Regions from separate parts of the Homo sapiens genome. Here region 2 is linked to region 1. The links are chromatin contacts, found by Hi-C or POLR2A ChIA-PET in ENCODE. All regions are on one chromosome and are shown on one strand. The core of a region is the stretch at or near the end of the contact, and the rest is flanking DNA. Distances in the headings are between cores, read along the strand shown.

What was found. A loop is a pair of places that touch in the nucleus more often than their neighbours do. ChIA-PET counts read pairs that join two places held with the same protein, here RNA polymerase II (POLR2A). Pooled maps may share reads with other maps.
Region 2: a loop to region 1 is called in a pooled map of heart left ventricle, with 2.0 times the contacts of the local background. The contact joins the enhancer-like site here to the promoter of OIP5-AS1 in region 1. A Hi-C loop is called at or near these places in 2 of 168 maps with a recorded cell type or tissue (B cell and HepG2), 1 of 37 single-sample maps with no recorded cell type and 3 of 50 pooled maps. POLR2A ChIA-PET finds 5 or more read pairs at or near these places in 19 of 52 experiments (A549, BJ, Caco-2 and 15 more).

What each region holds. Positions count from the first base shown.
Region 1 is chr15:41,280,190-41,283,946 of GRCh38, reverse strand. It overlaps OIP5-AS1 (OIP5 antisense RNA 1), which reads right to left and starts at 1,250. Exons shown (of 5, transcript NR_152821.1): 1 at 1,229-1,250. It overlaps CHP1 (calcineurin like EF-hand protein 1), which reads right to left. Exons shown (of 7, transcript NM_007236.5): 7 at 2,060-3,757. RefSeq lists an enhancer at 321-1,062.
Region 2 is chr15:41,247,702-41,251,918 of GRCh38, reverse strand. All of the region lies in intron 2 of CHP1 (calcineurin like EF-hand protein 1), which reads right to left. Among named protein-coding and RNA genes, the nearest start is that of CHP1, 19 kb to the right of the region's middle. RefSeq lists a silencer at 2,822-3,022. Within about 2 kb of position 2,023, at least 10 of the 41 ENCODE cell types and tissues checked have a DNase peak (open chromatin) inside an H3K27ac peak, as active enhancers do; they include HCT116 and PC-9, where a contact is called at or near this core.

The sequences.
Region 1 (3,757 bases), core at 1-2,500:
GAGTGTTTATTGGGCATCGTCTTGCTCGCGCGCGCTCTCCTTGCGTCGTAGGTTGGTTGGAATGCACGTCAATCAATAGCACTCGCCCCACTCTTTCGATCCGGATTGGGTCCCAGAATTGAGGTAACAGGGAGAAATGCTTTTGTAATTCAATTATTAAGAATGTAAAATTTCCGCCGTAGAAGCTGTACCACGTGGTAAGATAGTGTGGCTAGGCCGCGTGACTATTTTAAGCCACTGTTAGGTTAAACTGTAGTACTAATAATTTCATTCTCAGGCCCGAGGGTTTTTGTTTTGTTTTGTTTTTTGAGACAGAGTCTCTCACTGTCGCCCAAGCTGGAGTGCAGTGGCGCGATCTTGACTCACTGCAACCTCCGCCTCCCGGGTTTAAACGATTCTCCTGCCTCAGCCCCTCAAGTAGCTGGGACTACAGGCGCATGCCACCACACCCAGCTAATTTTTGTATTTTTAGTAGAGACGAGATTTCACTACGTTGGCCAGACTGGTGTCGAACTCCTGACCTCAGGTGATCCACCCGCCTCGGTCTCCCGAAGTGCTGGGATTACAGGCATGAGCCACCGCGCCCAGGCTTTTAATCCAGGGGTAGCACAACACCTAGGGAAAAAATTTAATGCTTCCAGTTTGTCTCTGTCTTTGACTCTTAAAGGGCCCAAACGTTGTCCGGCTGTTTACAGCTTTGGTCAATACAGGAGAGAAGGATTCGTCACTTTTCTGAAGGCCCTCCTGCATAGAGGAAACCTGCTGTAACTGGCAGTTTTGTTGTTTGCTACACCCAACTGTAGGGCATCCTTTCTTCTGCATCATTTCCCAGAGGGGCAGGTGTCAGGCCTCTGAGCCCAAGCTAAGCCATCATATCCCCTGTGACCTGCACGTATACATCCAGATGGCCTGAAGCAACTGAAGATCCACAAAGAAGTGAAAATAGCCTTAACTGATGACATTCACCATTGTGATTTGTTTCTGCCCCACCCTAACTGATCAATGTACTTTGTAATCTCCCCACCCTTAAGAAGGTTCTTTGTAATTCTCCCCACCCTTGAGAATGTACTTTGTGAGATCCACCCCCTGCCCACAAAACATTGCTCCTAACTCCACCGCCTATCCCAAAACCTGTAAGAACTAATGATAATCCACCACCCTTTGCTGAACTCTCTTTTCCGACTCATCCCACCTGCACCCAGGTGAAATAAACAGGCTTGTTGTTCACACAAAGCCTGTTTGGTGGTCTCTTCACACGGACACGTGACAGCAGGGAGGGTATACGTGGGGTGGCTCCTCTTCGGGGTTATGACAAGCGAGGCCCAGCGTAGGCAGTGTAGGTCCACTGTGCTTGCCAAACACCAAGAGGGCTGTCATCTGGGTGGATTCTTAGAAATGCAGATTCCTGGCCTGGCACGGTGGCTGTAATCCCAGCACTTTGGGAGGCTGAGGCGGGTGGATCAGCTGAGGTCAGGAGTTCAAGACCAGCCTGGCCAACATGGTGAAACCCCAATCTCTACCAAAAATACAAAAATTAGCCAGGTGTGGTGGCACGTGCCTGTAATCCCAGCTACTCAGGAGGCTGAGGCAGGAGAATTGCTTGAACCTGGGAGGCGGAGGTTGCAGTGAGCCAAGACTGTGCCATTACACTCCAGCCTGGGCAAGAGTGAGACTCCATCTCAAAAAAGAAATGCAAAGAAAAAGCCATGTAAAACCAGAGTATGTCACCGCTGAGGCTGCACATGAATGAGGAGGTGGGCAATTTAAGGAATGGACATATACTGGATTTTTAGGCTTTTTCTACATTTAAGGAGTCAGGGAGTCAAGAATAGAAATTGCGTCTTAGCTGGAATGAATGGGAAGTGGCCACGGCTGACAAAACCATGTCGAAGCCAAAAGTGCTGGCCCCTCGATGAATGTTTCCACTTCATATATCCAGGCAGCAGCAGAGTAGACTGCAGCTGACCGTACAGACATAAACTTGAGTAAGGGAGACACTGTGATTTCAAACTTGAAGGGACTAAGTTACATAAAATTCTTGTAAAATGGACAAAAGTTATTTTGTTTCAACCACAAGTATTTATTGATGGATCGAAGATACAATTTTAATGGAACAATAAGGCACAACCGTGGATTAAAACACTTTGCTATACAGCCAAAAGGGGGGAAAATCTATAACCTTAGGAACTTTATGCCAATCAAGAAGCCTCTAAAGTACCTCTCTAATAGATCAGTATCAGACATTCTTCCCTTTTACATAATTCCTATATTACATCACTTAATCATAAAATCTGACTGATACTTCATAAAGAATTCCTCATTCATTTATATTTGAGCCATCCAGCCTGGCTACTCCCCTGTTCTCCACCCTTTTCCATCACTTTGCAGTGGTATTTTTTAGCAATCTTCAATAGTTTTCCAAAGCAAGGAAACAAGCAAGCAAGCAATGAGTCAGAAAGTCAACCAAGGGCAGATGTGTGGCTAAATACACTCATAGAGACATACATTAGGATAGCAATAGCCTGATTCACTGAAGTCTAAACTAAGCTGACTTGGCAGAAAAGTTGCTGTGGCTCGCTCAAAGATCTGTAATGCCACCTTAGGTTGTGCTACTAGTGCCAGACCTCTTGTTTTTAAGGGATTAGCAGTGGTCTAAACAAGAAGCCAGGGAGCTAATGTAACCAGGCAGCTAATGACACAACAGTCAATGCTTTGGACATGTATTAGGAGCAGACTATGGCTTCCGTCATTAACATTTGCCAAGTGTAAAATTCATAAAGAATTTTGCGGCTGAGCACGGTGGCTCATGCCTGTAATCCCAGCACTTTGGGAGGCCGAGGCAGGAGGATCACCTGAGGTCAGGAGTTCAAGACCAACCTGGCCAACATGGTGAAACTCCCTCTCCACTAAAAATGCAAAAATTACCCAGGTATGGTGGCACACGTCTGTAATCCCAGCTACTTGGGAGGCTGAGGTGGGAGAATTGCTTGAACCCAGGAGGCAGAGGTTGCAGTGAGCCAAGATCACGCCACTGCACTCCAGCCTGGGTGACAGAGTGAGACTCCATCTCAAAAAAAAGAATTTTGTGCAAAACTTCAAGACACTAAGGAAACAATCTTTAAATATTTTGGACTGGGGCCAGGCGTGGTGGCTCACACCTGTAATCCCAGCACTTTGGGAGGCTGAGGCAGGCGGATCACGAGGTCAGGAGTTCGAGACCAGCCTGGCCAACATGGTGAAACCCTGTCTCCACTAAAAATACAAAAAATTAGCCGGGCATGGTGGTGCACACCTGTAATCCCAGCTACTTGGGAGGCTGAGGCAGGAGAATCACTTAAATCCAGGAGGCTGAGGTTGCAGTGAGCGATCGCACCACTGCACTCCAGCCTGGGTGACAGAGCAAGACTCTGTCTCAAAAAAAAAAAAAAAAAAAAAAAAAAATTTGGACTGGGATATTAGGCACTTCCGTAACACTAATATTTCTACTTGGAAATGTGAAGTGGAAAACATTCCAGTGCACATAACACTGAGGCATAAACCATGCTGCAAAGGTGTGAATGCATGAGGCTTTATAGGGTGCCCAGCCTCCTTATTAAATAAAAGCCATGAGAAAGTCCCTAGGCATATTGTCAGAGCAGCCATTCTGGTGGTAACGGTGTCCCCAAACTAAGCAAACCTGTAAGCATACTGCTGCTTTTTCAACAGTCAACATTGCACTAACAAGAGGAGCCACACAGGTACAAAGTTGAGAATCAGA
Region 2 (4,217 bases), core at 774-3,273, 33 kb after region 1:
AATACAAAATAAGCCAGGCATAGTGGCATGTGCCTGTAATCCCAACCCAGGAGTCCGAGACCAGCCTGGGCAACATAGGGAAACCCTGTCTCTAATTAAAAAAAAAAAAAAAAAGGCAGCTGGCAGCGATCCCCAGCCTTTTTGGGACCAGGGACCAGTTTTATGGAAAATAATTTTTCTCCTGGGGGTAGACAGGATAGTTTCAGGATGACACTGTTCAACCTCAGATCAGCAGGCATTAGATTCTCATAAGGAGCACTCAGTCTAGATCCCTCACATGGGCAGTTCACAATAGGGTTTCTGTTCCTATGAGAATCTAGTGCCGCCACTGATCTGACCGGAGGCGGTGCTCAGGTGATAATGCTCACTTGCATTCTGTTCACCTCCTGCTGTGTAGCCCGGTTCCTAACTGGCCACAGACTGGTACTGGTCTGCAACCCAGAGGTTGGGGACCCCAGGGGTCCTAAAGTGGTCTTTTGCAGGTCAGGTTAAGGTAAGAGCCTGGTCAGTATCTGAACACAAAGATGGTTTCTCTTCTTTAAATATTCTTTGTTCTGATGTAATCTATGGAGTTACAAGGCAGGATAATGATTACCCTTTGGGGAGGGGAGCAGGTAAAGACAAAAGGAGCATAAGGGAAGCTTCTGGGTATTGGTAATAATCAGTTTCTTCATCTGGAGGCTGGATAGTCTTCCCTTGGTGAAAATTTATCATGTCCAATGCTTTTGATTTGTGCACTTTTCTGTATGTTATACTTCAATAAAGTTTGCTTTAAAAACATCCTCTGGGCCAGGCACAGTGGCTCACACCTGTAATCCTAGCACTTTGGGAGGCTGAGGTGGGTGGGTCACAAGGTCAAGAGATCGAGACCATCCTGGCCAACATGGTGAAACCCGTCTCTACTAAAAATAAAAAAATTCACTGGGCGTGGTAGTGCACGCCTATAATTGCAGCTACTCTGGAGGCTGAGGCAGGAGAATCACTTGAACCCGGAAGCGGTGAACTTGGCTGCAGTGAGCCGAGATTGTGCCTCTGCACTCCAGCCTGGTGACAGAGCGAGACTCTGTCTCAAAAAAAAAAAAAGAAAGAAAGAAAGAAAGTCTTAAATATCTCCTCTTGATATTCTGAAATTTCATCTATATATATCTTATTGTGAAGTATTCTTTATTATTCATTGTTCAGCATTAGGTGAACCTTCTTAGACTAAAAATGGGCCCTTTAGCTGGGAAGTTTGCTTCTGTTCCTTTTTTTTTTTTTTGGTAAGAAACCTCACCTGGATTTTGTTCCTATTTTAAAAATTATTTCTTCTCCTCCTCTTTATTATTTATTTATTTATTATTTATTTATTTTTGAGATGGAATTTCACTCTTACTGCCCAGGCTGGAGTGCAATGGCATGATCTTGGCTCACTGCAACCTCCGCCTCCCGGGTTCAAGCGATTCCCCTGCCTCGGCCTCCCAAAGTGCTGGGATTACAGGCATGAGCCACTGCGCCTGGCCTAAGCTGCCTTTTTAGAAAAAACAATCTCTATGGCAATGGTAGAAATATCTTACCCAAAATAATGGCATCTGAAGAAAGTAAGGTTTATAAGGTTACAGTGTATATTTATATTCCGTGAAATATCAATCTGAAGAGATGGTCCATGTAAAAAGGCAGACAGGGAAATTGCAAATCAATTTGGCAAACACTTCTCCCTTGAATGTTCCCAATTCACCCAGGTAAATTAAAGATGTGGTGAAATCTAGTAATTAGGTAGCCTATTTAACCTTGTTGACCAAGGTTTTCACAAATTTTAGTCAATAACTTTTTGCTTTTTTTTTTTTTTTTTAACATAACACCTATTGATAGACCAAGGAATGACTGTTCTATAAAGCATGCTTCGGAGTGAGTCTCTGAAAGCACTCTGAAGAAGCTCCATTCTAACCAAAGCCTTCCACAGTTCTGCCTTATGTTCCACTGGAGCTGATCACTACAAAGGAATGCAGAATGCCCCAGACTGTACACTGTAGCCTCTCACTCTGCAGAATTTGGCTTCAGGCCCAGACATGGAGCACCTTGAAAGAGGAAAGTAAAAAAAAAAAAAAAAAATTGTTGAAGTGAAAATCTTTCTCCTAATAACTACAACTGCCTTCTTAAGGTGAAGGCGAGGCCGGGCGCAGTGGCTTACGCCTGTAATCTTAGCACTTTGGGAGGCCAAGGCAGGTGGATCACAAGGTCAGGAGATCAAAACCATCCTGGCTAACACAGTGAAACCCCGTCTCTACTAAAAATACAAAAAATTAGCTGGGTGTGGTGGCGGGCACCTGTAGTCCCAGCTACTCGGTTGGCTGAGGCATGAGAATGGCATGAACCCGGGAGGCGGAGGTTGCAGTGAGCCGAGATCGTGCCACTGCACTCCAGCCTGGACGACAGAGCGAGACTCCATCTCAAAAAAAAAAAAAAAAAAAAAAAAAAAAGAAGGTGAAGGCCAGGCATGGTGGCACACATCTGTAGTCCCAGCACTTTGGGAGACTGAGGCAGGCAGATGGTTTGAGTTCAGGAGTTCGAGACCAGTCATGGGGAACATGGCGAGACCTCCTCTCTACAAAAAATACAAAAGTTAGCCAGGCAGTGACACGTGCCTGTAGTCCCAGCTACTCAGGAGGCTGAGGTGGGAGGCTACAGTGAGCCGTGATGGTGCCACTGCAATCAAGCCTGGGCAATAGAGTCAGACCCTGTCTCAAAAACAAAAACCAAAAAAAGAAGGTGGAAGCTGTTCCAGGTAACAAAAGATTGGAAGCCACTTGTATTCGGATGAGCACTCTGATGGGTCCTGGAAACATCAAGACAGGCCTTAAGCTGAGTTTGGCAACAAAGGCTGGAGAGAACTGGATCATTCTACTAGAGAAGAGTTCCCAGTTAGGCCAACTCATTTCTAAGGCTAGAGGGGGTAGAAGAGGAGAGGGCTGAGAGAAGGGGAAGACAATTTAATCGGATGGCCACAGGCTAAGAAGATAATTGTCAGGAGGCACAGCCAGAGTGAAATCCCAGTAGTGGGTGGGTCTGACAAAACGATTTACATAAAATATATTACTCGTTTACTATGTGGCACATTATGTGGTACAATTGGCTAATTTCTTCTAGGTATTCAAGGTAGCTTGGTGCTTCTCTCATTTATTTTTATTTTTTGTAGAGACGGGGTTTCACTATGTTGCTCAGGCTGGTCTTGAGACTCCGGGCCTCAAGGAATCCTCTCACCTCAGCCTCCCAAAGTGCTGGGATTACAGGCATGAGTCTCCTCGCCCAACCTTTCTTATATTTCAATCCACACCATGATAGAGATCAAAGAACAGGTTTAAGACCTAGAGCTTTCAGGCCAGGTACAGTGGCTTATGCCTATAATCCCAGTACTTTGGGAGGCCATGGCGGGAGGACTGATGGAGCCCAGGAGTTTGAGACCAGCATGGGCAACAAGGTGAGACTGTGTCTCCACAAAAAATGAAAATAAAATAAAAATAACAGGAGAAGCACCAAGCTACCTTGAATACCTAGAAGAAACTATTCCATTGTACCACATAATGTGCGCTTTTTTGCTTTTTTGCTAAAAGTAAAAAGAAAAAAAAATTAGCCAGGCATAGTGATGCATGCCTGTAGTCCTAGCTACTTGGGCAGCTGAGGTGGGAGAACTGTCTGAGCCCAGGAGGTTGAGGTTGCAGTGAGCTGTGATGGTGCCATTACACTCCAGCCTAGGAGACAGAGTGCGACCCTGTCTCTTACAAAAAAAAAAAAAATATTGCCAGCATGGAGAACAGTGTCTGGCACATCATAGATAGTCAGTAAATACCTACCAAATGAGTGAGCTAGTCTGCTGGTTTTCCACAGGCTGTGAAATGGTAACTTACAGATTGAGCAAATCTTACTTAGATACTTATTTATTTATTTATTTATTTTATTTATTTATTTTTTTATTTGAGACGGAGTCTTGCTCTGTCGCCCAGGCTGGAGTATGGTGGTGTGATCTCGGCTCACTGAAAGCTCCGCCTCCCGGGTTCACACCATTCTCCTGCCTCAGCCTCCCGAGTAGCTGGGACTACAGGTACCCACCACCACTCCCAGCTAATTTTTTGTATTTTTAGTAGAGACGGGGTTTCACTGTGTTAGCCAGGTTGGTCTTCTCTTGACCCCATGATCTGCCTGCCTCGGCCTCCCAAAGTGCTGGGATTACAGGCGTGAACCAC